2 separate regions of the Homo sapiens genome follow, and region 2 is linked to region 1. Evidence: read pairs that join two places in POLR2A ChIA-PET (ENCODE). Cell type or tissue: PC-9. All regions are shown on one strand.

What was found. ChIA-PET counts read pairs that join two places held together with the same protein. Peaks named below come from ENCODE experiments on the same cell type or tissue, not always from the same donor. Only the 100,000 strongest peaks of a DNase experiment are listed, where the experiment ranks them.
Region 2: POLR2A ChIA-PET joins it to region 1 with 5 read pairs; 2 of 35 experiments call an interaction of 5 or more read pairs at or near these places.

The regions. Positions count from the first base shown.
Region 1 is chr3:194,149,495-194,151,994 of GRCh38, forward strand. No RefSeq gene overlaps it. Among named protein-coding and RNA genes, the nearest start is that of HES1, 15 kb to the left of the region's middle. In PC-9, no CTCF peak of the experiment used is centred here; a DNase peak (open chromatin) is centred at 977; H3K27ac peaks cover 1,792 bases.
Region 2 is chr3:194,435,657-194,438,156 of GRCh38, forward strand. ATP13A3 (ATPase 13A3) reads right to left here. Exons shown (of 34, transcript NM_001367549.1): 18 at 1,900-1,917; 19 at 1,655-1,808; 20 at 1,439-1,559. Among named protein-coding and RNA genes, the nearest start is that of GP5, 38 kb to the left of the region's middle. In PC-9, no CTCF peak of the experiment used is centred here; no DNase peak of the experiment used is centred here.

The sequences.
Region 1 (2,500 bases):
TCAAATGTGGATATTTAGGCTCGCAAAGTGCAGGTGAACTGGCCAAGGTGACAGCTAGGAGGTGACAGAGGTGGAGTCTCTGGAACGCGCATCTTCTGGCCATGAGCGCCATACTTAAGCTAGTCTCTATGGCTGCACGAGCATCCCTTTCCTGCCACCTGCCAGAGGAAATAAACCTAGTTTTGATCTCTGTGATTCATGCATTTTTGCTACACATGTAACCAGAACCAATTTGCTGGAAATCTGTACTCTTCCCTGCTTTGCTGGTGTAAAACATGTATAACTAAAGTCTCTTAAGGAGTGGGGGCTGCAGGTAACATTCTCCTGTCTCTCAAATGGTACAGAATTAATGTAATCAAATTTTTTTTTCTTTTCTTTTTTTTTTTTGAGACGGAGTTTTGCTCTTGTCACCCAGGCCGGAGTGCAATGGTGCAATCTCGGCCACCTGCAACCTCCACCTCCCGGGTTCCAGCGATTCTCCTGCCTCAGCCTCCTGAGTAGCTGGGATAACAGGCATGCACCACCATGCCTGGCTAATTTTGTATTTTTAGTAGAGACAGGGTTTCGCCGTGTTGGTCAGGCTGGTCTCCAACTCCCGACCTCAGGTGGTCTGCCTGCCTGGGCCTCCCACAGTGCTAGGATTACAAGCGTGAGCCACCACGCCCTGCCAATCAAATTCTTTTTAAACATAAAGATTAATACTCCTCAGCAAAAATGAATTGCCAGGTATTTTTCAGAATCAAAAATTCTGTGCAGAGAATGGGAAAATAAATCCTAAACTTTCAGGAGGAAGAAAAGTATCCAATTTTGAAGATCGTATTGTGAGCCTGGTTTGAAAAAGACTTGTCTGTTATAGGTGAATGAGTCATAATGTGACCCAGAGAAACCCGTAACTAAAAGCATATAAGGGTGTAACAAGCGAAGTCCAAATCACCGGCTGGGACTGAAGGCACACCAGGAAAGCCAAAACACAGTGTGGCTGTTTGTCACAAGATCAATACAATCTCTGTAAGCAAAGTGTTCTCCACCCACAAAGCAGTTGCTGACTTTCCAGATAAAATTTTTTTGGCTTTTTCTGCCTATCTGTGACTCCTGGTGTTTTGCATTCCAGTTTTGCGATACAGCAAAATACATATTACCTGAGGGGTTTACACCTTCTTCAGGTCACCTGCAGCCAGGATGCGGTGCCTGACGAGAAGTGTGCCCTGTGCTGCTGTGGGCCACTGGCCCACAAAACACTTCCCAGTGGGGCTGACTAGTCATTCATGCAGGGGATTAATGCAGCTTCTGCTCTGTTCCAGGCACCATTCCAGGTGCCAGAGTTTCAACAACAAACAAGACAGGCAAAGCGCTGGCTCTCAAGAAGTTCACATTCCACCATTGGGAAGAAAACAAATAAATAAAGGAGAGGATGGGCCAGGTGCAGTGGTTCATGCCTATAATCCCAGCACTTTGGGAGGCTGAGGCAGGAGGATTGCTTAAGGCTAGGAGTTCAAGATCAGCCTGGGCAACAGAGTGAGACACTATCTCTTAAAAAAAAAAAAATTAGCTGGTCACAGTAGCACACACCTGTAGTCCCAGCCACTCAGAAGGCTGAGGTAGGAGGGTCACTTGAGCCCAGGAATGAGGCTGCAGTGAGCTATGATTGCGCCACTGCACTCCAGCCTAGGCAACAGAGTGAGACCCGGTCTCAAAAAAAAAAAAAAAACAAAACACACACACACACACACACACACACACACACAAAAGGAGGGAATGTAAATTCATGGGAAATACTGTGAAGAAACAAAATAGGATGTTGTGGTGGAAGGGGTCAGGGGTGGGGTCTAATTGAGAATGGACAGAGAAGGAAAGGCTTACTGAGGAGGTAACTCCTGAAGCCAGGAAAGCCAGTAAAACACAGCGAGTCTAACAAAATGCCCAACCTGATTTTGAAGAACTAGTTGATGATGGTGGAAAATGTCACCTCCGGCCAGCCTGGGCAATGTTCATAAATGGCTAGTGCTCAGGACCACAACTTGGAGCAAGGTCATTTGCTGCTGTTTTTATGATCACACAACTACTAAAAACCTGTCTACAGTCTGCAGGCCGGGCACGGTGGCTCACACCCATAATCCCAGCACTTTGGGAGGCCGAGGCGGGCGGATCACGAGGTCAGGAGATCGAGACCATCCTGGCTAACATGGTGAAACCCAGTCTCTGCTAAAAAAAATACAAAAAATCAGCCAGGCGTTGTGGCAGGAGCCTGTAGTCCCAGTTACTCGGGAGGCTGAGGCAGGAGAATGGTGTGAATCTGGGAGGCAGAGCTTGCAGTGAGCGGAGATCGTGCCACTGCACTCCAGCCTGGGTGACAGAGCAAGACTCTGTCCAAAAAAAAAAAAAAAAAAACACCTCTCTGCAATCCGCAAAGCACTTTAAATATTTGAAGTGAAAGCGAATTCAGAGACAGCGAACTTAATCTCTTTGTTTGCCACATGAAGAAATGGTTATGGCCCTGGTT
Region 2 (2,500 bases), 290 kb after region 1:
CCAGTACTTTGGGAGGCCAAGGCGGGCAGATCACAAGGTCAGGAGTTCGAGACCAGCCTGGCCAACATAGTGAAACCCTGTCTCTACCTAAAATACAAAAATTAGCCAGGCATGGTGGTGTGCACCTGTAGTTCCAGCTACTCAGGAGGCTGAGGAAGGAGAATCGCTTGAACCCGGGAGGCGGGGGCTATGGTGAACTGACATCGTGCCACTGCACTCCAGCCTGGGCAACAGAGCGAGACTCCGTCTCAAAAGAAAAAAAAAGAACTGTAGGCAATTCAGTAATTAGTGTTTATGGGGGAAAATGGCAAAGGCATCCACTGTCTTATCCCCTAGCACCCTTGCTAGTGTGAAGCTATAAATTAAGAAGAGACTAATGTGTCCTTAGTAGGAATTAGGATATAATATTATACCCATTTGTGGTTCCCGACATGCATATGTATCACATAATTTGGGTAGAGGTTTTTCATTTTTTTTTTTTAAACTCATGCTTAGACCTCACCACCTCCCCCAAATAGGCAGAATTAGCAGGACAGCCAAGTGACACTCCTTTCTGCTTACAAAATGCTAGGTACATCATGAAATATTCCTAAACAAAAATGCTATCCTCCAAGGTAGGTCTGTATCAGTTACAGTCAAAGTGACAATCCTTGAATATGACACTGTCATTTGACGGGGGGACATGGAGAGTACTGGGGATTAGGAAAGAAGTGGAGTGGGAGGAGCTTGGTTACTATGACTCATTATATTCTGATCAAATTAGTAGTTATATCCAACCACTGGGCAAAAGTGAGAAGATCAATTGGTGAAAATAAACTTCTAAAAAATTACATTTACTGTTCTTGGAATGTGCCTGACACATAGTGGGCACATAATAATTAACAAATTGAAAACAGTTTCAAAGAGCTCTAAGGAAAAAACATGATGTTACAATAACATAAGGAAACATAGGTAAACAGTCAACACAGAATGATCACTTAAGGCCAGGAGCTCGAGGCCAGCCTGGCCAACATGGCAAAAACCCCTACTAAAAATATAAAAATTAGTCAGGTATGGCGGCACCCGCCTATAATCCCAGCTACTTGGGAGGATGAGGCACAAGAATTGCTTGAACCGGGGAGGTGGAGGTTGCAGTGACCCGAGACTTGCGCCACTGCGCTTGAACCGGGGAGGCGGAGGTTGCAGTGACCCGAGACGGCAGTGCCACTGCACTCTAGCCTAGGTACGGGGTGAGACTGTCTCTCAAAAAAAAACCCAGAATGAAAGGAAATCAGGCAGTGGGGAAAATGTACTTTTACTTCAATCACCTAAAACAATATTATATTAGATATCTTTTCATACATTCAATAAATACTCAATTACATGCAAATTACTGTGCATGACTAATATAACCATAAATGATGATGACTGGGAAACTAGGAAAGCCGTTCAACCTCACCTGCTAATATTCTGTACTTTATGCCATGTCAGTTTTGACTCCAATTTTCTGTGTGCAAGAGCAATCACACGGAAGCCCTGTTTAGTGAAGTCTTCCAAAACGTTTTGAAAATCGACAGGAACTTTTTAAAAGAAAGAGTAAATTTCATTGTTAGAGTTGCTAATACAAGTTTACTCAAATACCAGAATTGTACCCAAAGCATAGATATTTCCTTACCTGTTTCAGGTTTACAGAGACCGGCAATGGCCTCGGGCGCTCCTTTCATGTAGGCGTCCATTTTCCTATCCCCCAGCACCCTGGCAACCACACTCATACGTTGCAAAGCAGAAGAAAATGGGAACTGGCGAACAATTCCTATCTCATAAGTAGCCTATATCATTTCAAAAGAGGCACAAAGCACTTAATATTCTTAAAGAATCAAAACAAATATACTTAGTAAGAAGTAAACATTCTTCACTTACTGGAAGTTCAAACAGCTCCTAAAAACGAAACAAAACAAGAAAAAATAGTACAGATTAACTCTATTAACACACTAAAGTTAGAAAAAGTTTACTAAGCATCCACAAAACATTATTTGGAAAAGAAACAAGCAACTGTTTTTCAAAGTCAGGATTCAAGATTCCTTCTATACTACTTCCCATTTTTAAAAAGTATGTTCTTAAATATTTTCAAATGTTCTGCTATCCTGAAAATATTAACATTTTAAGTACTAAAATAAACTAAGGGGTGCAAGCAAGTGTACATACCAAAAAACACAAAATAAAAATTAAAAAATAATAGGCTGGCTGGGCGCAGTGGCTCACCCCTGTAATCCCAGCACTTTGGGAGGCCAAGGCAGGTGGATCACTTGAGGGCAGGAGATCGAGACCAGACTTATCAACATGGTGAAACCCCATCTCTACTAAAAATACAAAAATTAGCCGGGTGTGGTGGCGTGCGCCTGTAATACCAGCTCCTCAGGAGGCTGAGGCAGGAGAATCACTTGAACGCAGGAGGCAGAGGTTGCAGTGAGCTGAGATCTCACTACTGCACTCCAGCCGGGGTGACAGAGCGAGACTCCAG